Linked DNA regions of Mus musculus: region 2 is linked to region 1. A link is a loop called in an ENCODE intact Hi-C map of the cell type or tissue named here. Cell type or tissue: heart. All regions are shown on one strand.

Region 1 (8,000 bases):
TGAAACCATGGGTTCATCCCCAGGACCACATAAACTAACTGTGGTAGCACATGGCACAGTATAATCTCAGCATTGGGGAGGTGAAGACAGGAGAACCAGGAGTTCCCAGTTATCCGTGGATACACAGAAAGTTTGAGTCCATCCCATCTCAAAAATAAATAATGAAGAGAAGAATAAAAAAAAAAAGAAAAACAAAATTAAAGAATTTGTTCTCTCTCTGCTGTGTGTGTGTGTGTGTGTATGTTTGTGTGTGTACATGTACATGCCATCGTACAAATGTGAAGGCTGGCTATGTTATCTCACTCTACTTTGATGTAGTTGCTGGGGACTGCAATCAGGTCTACAGGCTTGTGTGGCAAACACCTTTACCTACTAAGCCATTTCGCTCCCCTGATCATCAAAACTTTTTGATGACATGGACAAAAGCTCATGCCATTATAATATCAAATAGAAAAGAAATACAGACACAGCTAAGAAAATGAACCAGTATCATTGAGGTTGCTTGGCAGAGAATTAAGCACTGCTCAGATTGTCCTCAGAACCTACAGTGTCAACAGCTTCTTGTGATGGAAAAACAGTATTTAAATTTAAATGACATGTCTTCAAGTCTTTCTTTCTCTTAAGGATCTTATCTCCTTGTTCCTTTGAATCAGAATGGTGCACTGAGAAAGCTTGAGAGGTGGAGGAGGGTAATATATAGAGTTTAATGTTTGGCAAGAGGGAAGAGGGAATTGCTAACTTTGAAAATTCGTGCTGTTTTATCTTTTTTTCCTGTTGACAATGTTTTCTTCCTCTTCCTGGAGCATTTTGCTCAGGGGTAGGAAATTCTTACCACAGAGGTTTTTTGGTTTTTTTTTTTTTTTTCCTTCTTCTCAACTGTAATCTAAGTTTATACTAACTAGTAACATTACACAGAATTTTTCTGGGAAGTTAGACTCTCAGATCTATGACAACTCAAAGGCGGTTATCTGTGACTACAACAACCTAACTCCTCGAAAGTCAAAGAGAATGGAAATTCAGTACTGAGCCTCCCACAGAGGTCTGCGACTGAACGTTCACTGATGTGGCAAAAGGGACTATGTGAATGTAATTAAATTAAGGATCTTCGGATGAACAGACAATGCTCATTGGACAAATTAATCGCAAAGGACCTTGTAAGAGGAAGGCAGAAGGGTCATCATCAGGCGATCAGCTATGGCAATGGAACACAGGTTAGAATGATGTCCGATGGCCGCAGGCTAGAGCGCAGAGACATCTGGGTGCTGGAAAAGGTCGTGTCTCCAGAAGAAGCAAAGGCCTGGCTACGCCTTGATTTTAATCCCATATCATGACGTTCAGACTTTTGACTCCCGGGCAGTGCATTAGTGCTGTGTTTAAGCCTCTCATTTTGGGATTGTTAGGGTAATAATAGAAATAATAGAAAATAATAGAAAAACGCATTTGATGCTCCCAGCATTATGTGTGGGGTTCCAGACTAGATAGTAATCTCACCATGGCATTTTCAAGTAGAAATATTTATTCTGCATTAAAGACTGAGGAAGGGTATACACACTATTATTATTATTATTATTATTATTATTATTATTATTATTATTATATTGGAGAACTTTCCAGAAATTCATTGTGGTTAGGAAATTTACAAGCACGCGGCGAAAATCGATCGATAACCCTCTTCAGTTTTGAATGGAGGTTTAGACACATCCATCTGTCTTGGGCATGTTCAGAGCCTTACTGTACAGTTTATCTGTGAGCAGCAGGAGAAGAGAAAGAGCCAATGGGCTGAAAGTAACCCACTCAGTCAGCTTCCTCTGTCTTTGCTTCACGGTTCTGCACAGGAAATCCATTGCTGTGTCAAGTCCCAGAGAAGTTTCTTCTCTTCCAAGCCAGACTAAAGCACGCGAGTGGAAGGAGTTGGCAGGCAGGACGGGGCTGCTCCCTGCGGATGGGTTAAGAGGTGCGCTACCACGCAGAAGCCAACCCGAGAGAAGAGGGATCCGGGTTATGGTCACTGCTGCTCCCTTACCTCTGAGGAGAAAAAGTACCGAGTGAGCGGCGGAAAACCAGAAAACCGAAATGTTTTGCTTTTGGAGAACTTCTGCCCTAGCAGTGCTCTTAATATGGGGGGTCTTTGTGGCTGGTGAGTCTGAAATTTTTTGGGGGGTGTGGGTGGGGAGAATGACTAAGGGAGGAGAGACCTGTTCTGCGCAGCATTTAAGCCTTGTCCCTTTTCGCTGGGTAACGCAAGCCAATTTCTGTTGTAGAGATAAGGGTTGCTCCAGATATGGGTTACCTTGTCACCTCTACTTTCTGCTTTGTCTGATTTATTTTTGCTTTGTGTTCTATAATGTCCTCCACTGTCGCTTCCTCATCTCCCCTCCCCCTTCAGGACAGGTCAGGATAAATTAAACACATATTCATAGCAATCAAAATGACATGGGGGTCTCTGTATCTTCTTCTTGGGGAAAACCAAAAACCAAAAACCAAACCAACAACCAGCTATCATCTCTGGTCTCCCTCGCCAACAGTGTAAGTTGGGAACGTATCTTTTTTTTTTTTTCCTGACACTTTTCGTGACTGCAGGCTTTACACATACAGTTACACTGGTGTATCTGTGATGTATATTTGCCTTTATCTTGAAGATATGTGGGCTACAGGAGTCACTTTCTGAATCAGGAGGTGCACGCCTCAATGTCTGCAGTTTTGTAGGAGTTCAATAGAATTTGGGGCTACCGTGCGGGTGTCCTGATTTCACTGTAGAAGGGTGGTGGGAGTTCGTGTAGGAGGCTTTTTCATGTTTCACTTTTAGTAGCTGCAGTAGCTACGAGGGAACAACAGACTTAGCTCTGAAATGTATAGTTTAACAATTTAAAGGAGACACGGTATTTCTTTCCTTTCACCAGAATTCCTTTAAAAATCACATTTTGGTCTATCTTCCAGAAAGAGAACATCACATGATAGTCTTACTGGTGAGCACACGTAAGATAACTATGATCCACCACTGCACCCTTCTGCTGAGAATTTTCAGTTATCTGTTCTTTTTGATGTGCATAGCAAGCCATTGAGGTCAGGATGGAAGAAAGCTCCGTTTCACATAGCTAGAACCTAAGCTTAGGGCGGTGAAGTGCTTTGTCCGCAGTACTTATTTCCATAAGCACCACAAAACATTGGAGTGTGCAGTTTACCCGGATTGCTTTTCACTGAGAGGCACCCATTGTAGCACAGCTGAAAACGCTAAGCTAATTATTTGTTTATAATTTGAAGGGGGGGGGAGTGTCCTGAGTCTTTCAGTAGTTGGGCTTCTCTAGAAAGCCTTTAAAGTCTGTGCAGGATCAATTTGACAGGGAAAGCCCAGTCAGGTTGTGTCAGGTTGTGTATTAGTAGATCAGACAAAAAAGCAACAAAATGGAAACATAGCAGAGTTTGAATTTTGAAAGCTGAAAGGTCCTCCCCCCCCCACCCCCCCTCCCCCAGATAGGGGTTCTCTGTATAGCCCTGGCTGTCCTGGAACTCACTTTGTAGACCAGGCTGGCCTTGAACTCAGAAACCCACCTGCCTCTGCCTTCCAAGTGCTGGGATTAAAGGCGTGCATTGGAGACACTACGTTCTCCAAGTCTCTGAAATCCAAGCTGGCATCAGAAAATCATCAAACGTTTAGAATGCCAATCAGTAAATTACTTCTTTATACACATGCTTTGACATGACAAGTTCACCAAGAATGACTTAGGATTGTGAGTTGAAAGCCAGCCAGGGCTGAGACTTTATGGCTTCGCTTAGTGCTGCTGCCGACAGGAGTAGCTCCCTCTGTGTAAGATCCATTCGCACAGGAGAGAGGGCAGGGCATCAGGGTGAGTGATAGATAGAATGCTCTTGTTTTGCCTATTTACTTTTAAATTTTACTTTAAACTTCAAACCCTGTGGTGTTTATTTAATAAAGCACCCGAGGGGAAGTTAACAAGAATCTAATCTTGTGCGTGGCTGAACGACCTCCATGTTCACAGACTGTGGCTTTTCTTTCTCCTTATTTTGTCCCATTGTCTTCAAAGTTCTTATGTTCAAATTATAGTTTCATGTCCTGATTGAGATCACCCCACCTTTTATTGAAGTTGCTGGTTTTGCCAATATGAGTTGCTAACAAGAAAAAGGAACCAACAATCCTCTACTGTTTTCTTCCCTAAAAGAATTTTGACTCATTTTCCTTGCCTTCCACTAGGGGGCAGGTACCAACAGGAGGAGACACACTGAGCCCTATAGAGATTAAATGCCACATCAGAAAAGCAAGGAACAGGCCTCATCGATTTAACCCCTTTCTTCCTTTTTAAAGTTTGTGCTAACTATACATTTGCCAGTTAGCATAACACATAGGTGTGTTTTCCTTTGGACATTAATGTTCAAGATTCTGGCGAATAAGAATACTAAGAGGTGTGTGTGTGTGTGTGTGTGTGTCTCATGTGCAAGAATGCTGACTAAAAGTTCCCAGCAATCTAAATGAGGGAGATGAAAAAAAAAAGAAATCCTTAAGGAACATTGTAAGTCAGAAAATATTGAAGTAAAAAATGTGAGGAATATTAAAACCATAGTGTGTTGAGAATGTTAGTTTTTTTGGGGGGGTGTTTGAGACAGAGTGTTATAGAAGAGTGGGCCCTGACCCACATGTTTTGGCAGACAGATAAAGAAGATAGATAGAGAAGGAAACTGGGAGGCAGGGTGTGTCACCGAACAGAGAGACCCGGAGGTTCTGTGAGACAATGAGATCCAGCTTGCACGAACAATGTGCTAAATAATAATAATAATAATAATAATAATAATAATAATAATATAATAAAGGATGAGGCTGCTTTCTGAGGCTCGTTAACAGGGAGAGAATATGGATATTGTGCAGTTGATGGTGAGGCCGTCTATTAGCTTGTAAGGAGAAGCAATAATCTCAGGCAGTAGTTTTGGAGAATGTGACAGAGGGATCCTGTTGATTGGCAGTCACACTTTGGAAAGCTTGAATTAGGAGTTGAAGTAGTAGAAGGTTCTGTGCTATGGCATTCGTGGCTGCGAAGGGAACTGTAGAGGAAGGACATGAAGGATGGACATGCCTATCCACCCTGGGGAGAACAGAAAGATCTAGAGTTTGCGCACCATATAGAAAGCAGATGTTCCCTCAAAGGCAAGACAGACGGGCAAATGAGAGATGAAGCACTAGAAATGTTTGTCTTCAGTCTGGGGAGCCATAACTATCTCTGTGTAACAGCGAGCAAGTTCTAGGAAGAGATGGGAAAGGAGACAATATCACCTACAGGGACTATGCTTAGCCTTAACTAGAAGGAAAGAAATGTTCTGAGCTTGAGAAATTAGTTGATACAGATCTTAGATTAGGTGAGGCCAGCTCAAAATGGCTAGAACAAGGTGGAATCAATGAAGGTACTCACTGTGATAAACTAACTTCTCAGTATGACCAGGTGAATGTAAGCTGATGTTGCTACCCAACAAAGCCATCCAGTGATCATCTGACTTTCTATTGTGACTGAAGAATTAATCTATGCAGTCGTTAAAATGTTATCAGTGCACAGCGAGCTTTTGTGTCCTCTCCCTTGATTTGCTAGCTCCTGACTGGGTCTAGAGAGCAGGCCGGAGGGTGTCATGTAGCTTTGGACTGAGTGATGCTAATACTCCCTAAGAAGCAGTCAACATCCATCACATTAAGAAACAATAGATATCACAAATACATGAAGTTTTTATGAGAGTTGACTATGATCTACTCATTTCATTCTTCCCCAAGAACTGATGTCATTCATGCGTTGACGCTAAGCAAAGATTTCAAGGTTTTCATACCTAAAATTTAGATGCCTTGCATGTCTGAAAAGCTAGGCTCCATTTGTTCTGAGAACACAATCTTGTGTGTGTTTAGGGGAAGTGCCCTAGAGAAGTGCCAGCACGGAGACACAACTGGCAGTTCTTCCATTTAGGAAGAAGCGATTTTCTTTAAGCATCTCTGCTGCTCTGAACTGTTGATGCTGTGGTCATCAGCACTTAGTGTGGTGTGGAGTCAGACTTAGATTGGGGTTTTGTGTACAGACATTCCTGCATCTCGGTCACCACTGTCATTGGGCACAGTGGGGAGCCGAGTAAGCTGGAGTTTTGAGAGATTTCACTGATCAGAACACTGGTCATTTATATCTCTGCCATATTCAGTTGTTAGGTGGGCGGCCTGGGGAAGGGCTTGATCTTCAGCAAAGAAACCAAACCGTCCTTTGAAGTCTCTGAAAAATGAAGGCTGTCTACTTACTGCTCTCAGTCATAGGAGCAAGGGCTATCCCTGGCGGGGATTCTGGGAGGCACATTCTTGATACATGCTAGAGTTGCTGCCTCCTATGTTCTGCATCCCTTCATGAAATTCTGAGCCTCTATCTGGTATTATTCTCCAAATCAGTTCTATCACTTTAGTTTTTATTTTACTTTTAGCGGTTAAGAAGTTCTCCCAGTTTTCTTTTATATGAAGAGTTAACTATTTATGTCTGAAATATTTATTTTACTTTCATTACCAAAGCATATATTTGCTGGGGATGTGTAGAATTATGGGTTGATATTGATCTCCCCTCCCCTTTAACACCCAAAAAAATCTCTAATGGGGAGTCAGCCGGTCTCTTACATCATTTCTCTGAATTTAATCTCCGATCTTCTAGGCCTGTTTACGACATTTTGTTCATATTGCTGGGGTTTGGCCACATTTAATCTGACTAACTGTGGTATTTTCACCTGTAAGAAATTACTTAACTTCATTAGACATGATTTCCTCACTTATGAAACAAATAGGCATGATAATATTAGGAGATTAAGAATTTTTAGACAGAAAGGACTCAAGACACTTCTGTATTAAATTCTCCCATCTTGTATGTGGAAACTAGCCATGTTCAAGGAACTGCCAATAATGTCGCCTAATCTTTCAGTGGATGAATTAGTTGGAATGGCTCTGTGGGACCAACAATAGAAGGGAAAGAGCTGAGCAAGAGTCTCTCTGTGTATGGAAGGTTTTAGAGGCGATGCACGGGAAAGAAGAGTCACATTTAAGAGAGAAACAAGAACAATTAGAGGCTTGAGATTCCTGTTTAGGAAAAATAAGTCACAGCCAAAATGAGGCTTGGTCATTTGAACGACGAGTAAGCAAGGGAGTGTTTGGCCATGTGTCAGTACTGTGCTTTGTACTGGTGATACTTGATGAAGAAAGATGTAGCAGGGCTGGGGATGTAGTTCAGTGGCAGGGCACTGGTCTACCATGTACAAGGGTTTAAACTAAACCCCAGCACTTCAAAAAGACAGCCATAGACTCCACTTATTTGGAGCTTAGAATCTGGTAGGGAGGATAGATGTTACACAAATTCTCGCAAATAATTAAAGAACATAAAATATGTAGGAAAATTACAGGATGGCATAAAAGTGTAACCGGCAAATCTGATCTTGTCAGGGCATCAGGTGGTGATGACAGAGTAAGGGCTGTGAGAAGAGCTCTCTGGGGCTGGTGGAACAGTCTCCATGATACACACAGAGAGCTCAGGTAGAACGGGGGTGAGGAAGTGTGGAGATTTAGCAGAAATTCTGGAAGGTGGAAAGGATGAGGGGAGAAGATACTGAGGAGAGAGTAGTTTACAAAGGACCTATCTATGGATGGTGATGCATACCTTCAGTCTCTGCATTTAGGCCCGTGAGGGAGGTGGTATGCTCCACCAAGGCTACATAGTTAGAGCCTGTCTCAAACAAGCAAGCAAATAAACAAAACGTTTTTTAAAATAGAGGTGGCTGGGTGGTGGTGCATGCCTTTGATCTTAGCTTGCAGGAGGCAGAGGCATGCAGATTTCTGAGTTCGAGGCCAGCCTGGTCTACTGAGTGAGTTCTAGAATAGCTAGAGCTGTGCTATCTCAAAACAAAAACAAAAACAAAACTAACTAACTAGCTAACTAACTAACTAACTAACTAACTAACATAAAGGAGCCCTGACTTTTGGGAGAATACCCACA
Region 2 (8,000 bases), 260 kb after region 1:
AGAGACCTAGGAAGGGGGGATTTTATCTAACACCAGCCAGCCCATGCTTTACAGAACAGAAAATGGCCAACCAATGAGACCACCAACTTTCCCCCACTAAGTTACATTCATATCCATCAGAAAACCCTTCTATATGCTTTAAGTATTGTTGAGGTGAAGTGGCCTATATTTCCCCTGCATAGAGTAGAATGTTGTTTTAATATTTTCCTGGTGACAATATTATGTGCTTTTGAAATGGAAGTTGTGACAGTGCCTGGTCATCCTTATAAGTCAGCAGAACAGTTAGGGTGGCAGCTTTGAGTTGCCCCAGTTTTGTTCAGAGACCATTCTTCTAAGTCTGTGTGTAGCTTTGCTATTGTCTGCAACTTCCTGTACTGACTCTATGGTCTCAGTTCTTTCTCTCCCCTGATAGTTAGGGTGTCTGATAGAGCCATATGTAGATTTTCCTGCTTGGTGAAGAGGTGGTATTATGAACTCATGTGTACAGAACAGACCTCTAAGTTAGATAATCCATGCCATGTACTAAAAGCATGTAGTCCACAGTTCAGAAAGCTCCAAGATATTTGAATGAAATGTGTATTTTTGGGTTCCTATGTTGCTACAGCAGGAGGTTACACTCAGTAAGCTTAAGAAGTACCTTTTTGGTGCTTTCTAGAAAGGAAAATTTGAAAGAGGCTAGCAGCAATTCTTTTTGAGCTGGAGGCTTGATGCAGCCTTGTAAGTCTGGTCTGTTTTACAAGAACAGGTTCTTAGAGGCCACACCCTGTCTTTCAGAGGCAGATTATCAGCTTCCACAGAGAATAGCTCCTTCCTTCCTGTATGTACTTCAGAAGGCATCAGCATCAGTTTAGTTTATACTTCTGTCTTCTGATTCATTATTACTGCAACACATGTTTTCTCTGACTGTGCCCTTAGGGCTGTGTGAAGATGCATTCACAACTGAGCCAAGTATGGAACAGTAATAGAGGCTGAAATAGAATCAATAAACTCTTACAAGAGGTATACCTACCACGATGGGACTTTAACTGTGTGGCCTAGCACCGTGCAATTTGCAGTTGGAAGCCAGCATCTGTCTTTATTGGCTGATGCCTATGTCATTGCAATTGTTCAGGGGTGTGTGTATTCAATGTGGGTGCAAAGTTACCCTCTGAAGCTAAGCTGGTACGGTGTAAATGGACACTATGAACTGCCTTCAGAAAAAAAACCAAAAGATTTCTATAAATGTGACCACATAGAAAGTATAAAAGCAAACAAGTTCAAGATGTAAATGGAAGGAGTTAAGGGCTGAAATGTAATCAGAAGCAAGAGAGTGCACACCTAGGCAAGTGCACGTGTGCATGGGTTTGTTTATTTTCCTGATTGGGAATTGCGCTGCTTAGTTATCGTCAGGTTGACAAAAACCACAGTAAGCTGAAAAGAGGAAAACTCAGGTGAGAAATGCCTCCATCAGATTGTCCTGTGGGCGTGTCTGTGGCCATTTTCTTAATTGATGGTTGATGTGAGAGTGTCCAGCCCACTGGGGCCCATGCCATCCCTGTGCAAGTGGGTCTGGGATATATAAAAAAACAAGCTGAGCAAGCTGTGGCGGTCAATCCAGTAAGCAGCATTTCTCCATGGCTTGTTTCAGGTTCTGCCTTCAGGTTCCTGTCTTGTGTTGCTGCTCTGGCTTCTCGGTGATATACTATAGGCTGTAATCCAGATAAACCCTTTATTTGCTTTTGGTCAGTGTTTTAAGACGGGAACAGAGAAGAAACCAAAACAGGAATATTGTTTATTTATTAGCACATAGTTCAATACTTGAACTTCCTAAGCCATATTTAGTGATTCTGTTTTAAAATTAACATCAGAGGACCCAGGTTCAGTTCCCAGCACCCACATAGCACCTCACAGCCATTTGTAACTCCGTTTCCAGGCTATCACATGGCTTCTCTCTTCAGTGGGGACCAGGTACATACATGGTTCACAAACATGCATGCAGGCAGAAAATGTATACACAAAAAATTTTAAAATAAACAAATCTTTAACGAAAAGATACTTAACTTCTCAGTTACATAAACTGATATTCTGAGGTCTAAAATGTTCAAGTTAAAAGATTTGGAGTATTTATAAAAATTTGGGTACTTCAGTGAAGTGTTTGCACATGGTATATGCTTCTAATCTAAGCACTCAGGAGATTACAGCAAGATGATTAATATCATAACGAGACTACAACGTGAATTTGGTGATAACCTTTGCAACAGATCAAGACCAAATCTCAAAAAAAAAAATTTATAAAGATTCATATCCTTGAAAGTGATCCAAGAAATACCCTTGCCAATAAGTAATTCTCTGTTTAATGTAATTTCTCTACGAGGTTTCTTTTATTTTCAACAACTGATTAGTGAGTATAAATGTTAGATAAGTGTGTGTTTTAAATGATGAATTTTTAAAATCATTATATGTGTACAAGTGTTTGCCAGCCCATGTGTATGTGTATTATATATGTGCCTGATTCAGAGGCCAGAAGAGGGCATTGGGTTCTTTAGAACTGAAGTTACAGATGGTTGGGAGTCCACGTGTAAGTCCTGGGAACTGAATTTGGGTCATCTGCAGGAACAGCAAGTACTTTCAACTGCTGAGCCATCTCTCCAGCCCCAACTATAGTTTAAAAGTTGTTTTTGAATGAGGAGACAGTGTGTGGGGAACTAGGAAATAACCTTGCTATAGCCATCTCTCCCCCCAAAATTCATGTGGGAAACAACCGTAGAGGGAAAGGCCAGCAATTCAAGTTTGGTTATGTAAATTTTTACCCTAAAGTTCAATAGTGTGTCCTGACAAGACAGGCAAAGCATGCAGAGGTGTCTGCTTCATTTAGTGAAGGCTTTCCACCCCAACCCCCACATCCAACACCCCGTATCCCCCACATCCCGGCACCTCTTTGAGTTCAAGTCAGAGCCTCTGACTTCACTGTTGTACCACGCTGATGACAAGGAAGGAAGACACAAAAGCCTCCCTACCAAGGAAAGGGGAGAGGCAGCCTGCAACATCTTAAGTTCTATGGGACATTAGTATCTAAAATGAGCCAGGAAACAATCAATTTCCTGGCCATCCATCGTGCCATATGTGTAGAAGAAAGATTTTCGACACAAACAAACAAAAACAATACACCAGTAAAGAGACTGCAGTCTTTTGGGGGTGGTCCACTAAAAGCTACTGTTGGCATGCCTGGATGGTTGCCTTGGCCTATGGGTTGATATGAGGGGCGTGGCAGCAATGAGATGGAACCAGAGGCCTGGAGCTCCCCCTAGGGGCTAAATCTATTCTACCCTGAGTGACCCAAAACTGCACTAGTTAGAAAGTGGACTGCTCACATGTACTCACTGATAAGTGGATATTAGCCTAGAAACTTAGGATACCCAAGATATAAGATACAATTTGCTAAACACACGAAACTCAAGAACAAAGAACAAAGTGTGGACACTTTGCCCCTTCTTAGAATTGGGAACAAAACACCCATGGAAGGAGTTACAGAGACAAAGTTTGGAGCTGTGATGAAAGGATGGACCATCTAGAGACTGCCATATCCGGAGATCCATCCCATAATCAGCTTCCAAACGCTGACACCATTGCATACACTAGCAAGATTTTGCTGAAAGGACCCAGATAGAGCTGTCTCTTGTGAGACTATGCTGGGGCCTAGCAAACACAGAAGTGGATGCCCACAGTCAGCTATTGCATGGAGCACAAGGCCCCCAATGGAGGAGCTAGAGAAAGTATCCAAGGAGCTAAAGGGATCTGCAACCCTATAGGTGGAACAACAATATGAACTAACCAGTACCCCGGAGCTCGTGTCTCTAACTGCATATAAATCAGAAAATGGCCTAGTCGGCCATCAGTGGAAAGAGAGGCCCTTTGGTTGTGCAAATTTTATATGCCTCAGTACAGGGGAACGACAGGGCCAAGAAGTGAGAGTGGGTGGGTGGGGGAGTGGGTGGGGGAGCGTGTGGGGGACTTTTGGGATAGCATTGGAAATGTAAATGAAATAAATACCCAAATAAATAAATAAATAAATGAAAGAAAGAAAGTGGACTGCTCAAGTCTAAAACCAAGGAGCCAGAATCCTCAGTGCTGACCATGGAAGCTGTTTCAAGATTCATTTGACAGCAAAATACTTTATATTTCACAATGAAATTTAATTTATTTGTGTGTATTTGTGTCTGTGTGTGCTCATGTGAGTAGGTGTGTGTATGTGTATGAGCACTGGCATGTAGAGGTAGAAGAGATTATTAGATTCCCTCAGGGATTGAGTCACGCACCTTTGCAGAAAGCCAAGCTGTTTATGTGGGTGCTAGAATCCCATTCTGTCATCATGATTGGAGAGCAAGCATTTGTAAATGCTGAGCCAACTCTCCATCTCCCCAAATACCTTATTTTTTTATGATAGACATATTCATACTTTAGAGTAACAAGACATAGCCCAGTTTTCCATCAAGACTGTAGTATATTATAATAATCTAAAAGCATTATAATGTATAGTAATGTAGGCATGTCAGGGTACACACTTCCTACTAGGAGCGGTGTAAAGTACATGACCTGTCAGTTTCTCTAAAATACTAAACTTCTGAACTCTGACTTGTGGTGCCTGGCCCCAATCAGATAAGGGCCTGGGTGCCTGTGTTTCATGTCGCTTCCTGCCACATGGGCCTCAGTGACGATGCAACGATTCCTGTGCTGTATACATTGAACAAGTGTCCTTTTATCTCCGTGGTTTGGTTTGTGTTGTAATAAGATGGTCATATTACACATAAAAAGCAGCGTGTACCTCACTTGATAGCAACAGACAATGGATGGCCCCTTAAAGGTCATTTAACCACTAGCTTCTGGGCCCTTAGCTACAAGGAAGCTGTGGTATCAGACACTGAAAATTAGTTTTTGAGGTTCTTCATTTTATACTCACACTTGGACAGTTTAAAGCCTACCTGCAACCCAACTGGATTCACATACTTTAACCACAAATAATTAAGGACATTTTGAGGTTGTAAAGTTAATTGAAAAGAATTAAGACAATAAATATCTTTCCTGATATGAGCTCGGTATTGTATGAAGATTTCGGTCATGGATCTGTCAACAGTTCACAAGGATCCTAGAGCCTAGAATAAGACTTTCTAAAGAATATTTACACCCAAAACAGACACCAAAGGGGGATTGGTAAATAAAATATCTCTTCAGTTTATTTTAAAATGAAACCTTCCTTTCAGGGGATATTTCTACTAACACTCACAAAATTATTGTTTGCTGGAATGTACCACAAAGAAAGCTTACAGCTCCTGGTGATTGACAGGTAGTTTTTGGTTGCTGGGTGATTTCAAGGATGTTAAAATCAACTTTTAAAGGTAAAACCGACACACCCTGGGATTCTGACACTTGGGAGACATGGGAGGATTTCTGAACATTTGTGGGTAATCTAGTCTACATAACAAATTCAAGGCTAGGCAAGGACAAGTGGTGAGATTGAGTCTCAATATATAATGAACACAAAGATTCAAATAATGAATTACATAAAAATTAAGGAAAGAGTAAGATGTTAAGATCAATTTAAAGAGAATCTGAAAAACAAACATAGGCATAGGCAATCATCAATACAAAACTGAACTTGTTCATTGATGTAGAACTATTTAATAGCTATCAGGCAATGAACTGTAATAGAACCGTCTTTCAACAATAAAAGTTCTGCTGAAAAGAAACAATTTAATTCACCGGCTGCCAAACAAGAGTGGTTGTGAAACGTTGGACTCAACTTCACCTCTCAGAGGATAGGACTTACAGATTTGTTGTTAGTTATGTTGTGTTTGTCTTAATTCTTTGAGAATTCATGCATTCATATGATGTGTTTTGTCCATATGCACCCTCTCTCCAACTTCACCTCCTCCTAGGTTCATGCTTCAACCTCCTAACTTCACATCTCCTTATTTTAATAACCCACTGAGTTCAACTTATGCTAATGACTGTGAAGACATCCACTGGACTGTGGTCAACCCATCAGGAGCCACATCTTTAAAGAAAGCTACTTATAAGGTGAGAAAAATAAGAGGTTTTAAAGCTTAAAGATAGAATTAAGTTTACTAATCTATTGACTTTAAGATACAAAACATTTATTGGGTTATCCAAGAGGAACCAGTGTAAAGTAGGGTAGTTTTATATTCACTCCCCCCCACCTTGGGTCTGTGTAGCGCATTAGGGAAGAAGAACATACGAACTTATACACTAAACATGGGAAGCACATGAATTCAGCACAAGATCCAAAGAGGCCATGGTGGCCCAATCTGATCCAGAGCTAAGCAAGAGACAAGTTTTAGCTTCCAGGGCAATGGAAGTGACCTAAGACTTCGAGGGTGGAATGGGGTGTGCACGAAGAACAAAGCAATCTCCTTCTACAGATGAAGTATTCCAAGGCCAACTCTCAGACTCCAGTCTCCAAAAAAATCTTCTCTGGGCAGACAGGATATATCACTGACTATGTAGTGGTGTGCAGTTTCTCTGACTAGCCATCTTGATATAAGTCAAACCAATGTATCTCTCAAGATGTATTTTGGGGTTTCATGATAACCACAAAGACCTTTTGAAGTGAAAAGGGGGTCATAGGTGTTCTCAGAGATAGATAGATAGATAGATAGATAGATAGATAGATAGATAGATAGATAGATAGGAAGAAGAGATTTGAACTTACTGCACTGCTCACTCTGGATATGTAGAAAGAATTCAAGAAATGCCAGTGGCCTTGAGAAACAAGAAGCTGGATTTTCTGTACTTAATTTAAGCATAATGAGACCCATTGTAGACTCTGTCATTCAGAGGTGTAAAGTAACATATTTGTGTTGTTTTACTCTACTCTGCTTGCAATGTGAAGGCCTAGAAAATTCAACACCGAGGTCCTTTGAACTAAAGAAAAATGGAAGGGTTTTAGGTCACTCTGGACTCTCTGCTCCCAGGTCTGGTCATAAAGAAATTCTCTGCTCCAAACTTTGTCTCTGTAACTCCTTCCATGGACCATCTAGAGACTGCCATACCCGGGGATCCATCCCATAATCAGCCTCCAGACACTGACACCATTGCATACACTAGCAAGATTTTGCTGAAAGGACTCAGATATAGCTATCTCTTGTGAGACTATGCTGGGGCCTAGCAAACACAGAAGTGGATGCTCACAGTCAGCTATTGGATGGAACACAGGGCCCCCAGTGGAGGAACTAGAGAAAGTACCCAAGGAGCTGAAGGGGTCTGCAACCCTATAGGTGGAACAACAATATGAACTAACCAGTACCCCCCCTCCCAGAGCTCGTGTTTCTAGCTGCATATGTATCAGAAAATGGCCTAGTCAGCCATCATTGAAAAGAGAGGCCCATCTGTATTGCAAACTTTATATGCCTCAGTACAGGAAAATGCCAGGGCCAAGAAGTGGGAGTGGGTGGGTAGGGGGGTTGGGGGGGTAGGGGGGACTTTTGGGATAGCATTGGAAATGTAAATGAAGAAAATATCTAATTAAAAAAAGAAATTCTCTGAATTTCTCTTGAAAATAGACCATATGAAGTTCATTTCAGATGGGTTCTGCCTTAGCCATTGGGAAGAAAGAATACTTTTAGGGGGGAAGAAATGGCCTCCTCATTCCTTCCCAGGCTTTTTGCCCATGATACAATCTAAATTGGCATAGAGCATATTGTCAGGAGAGAAAACTGTTTAGGTGCCTTCATGCATGCAAGAGTTCCACAAAATATAGGATTTGAAGACATGTCTGATGATGGAAGCTGAAATATAGAAAGAAGTAGTGGTGGTGGTGGTGGTGGGATGTGTGTGTGTGTGTGTGTGTGTGTGTGTGTGTGTGATCTGAGGGCTGTGGTCATGAGTTATAAGAGAGGGAGGGGAGGGAGGGAGGGAGGGGAGGGAGAGAGTAGTAGAATATTTATGTAGGTTAAAAAGTATTTTAGGTAATAACAAAATCGATAATTGTCATGGTGTCAACCAAC

Evidence for each region. Peaks named below come from ENCODE experiments on the same cell type or tissue, not always from the same donor. Only the 100,000 strongest peaks of a DNase experiment are listed, where the experiment ranks them.
Region 2: a loop joins it to region 1, with 4 times the contacts of the local background. A loop is called at or near these places in 19 of 42 quality-filtered maps.

What each region holds. Positions count from the first base shown.
Region 1 is chr16:44,763,936-44,771,935 of GRCm38, forward strand. Cd200r1 (CD200 receptor 1) reads left to right here and starts at 1,801. Exons shown (of 7, transcript NM_021325.3): 1 at 1,801-2,137. The coding sequence starts at 2,074. In heart, a CTCF peak has its summit at 4,206 (motif pointing right); a DNase peak (open chromatin) is centred at 1,886; H3K4me3 peaks cover 378 bases.
Region 2 is chr16:45,020,847-45,028,846 of GRCm38, forward strand. It overlaps a transcript of Cd200r3 not described here. Among named protein-coding and RNA genes, the nearest start is that of Ccdc80, 69 kb to the right of the region's middle. In heart, a CTCF peak has its summit at 3,284 (motif pointing left); a DNase peak (open chromatin) is centred at 3,245.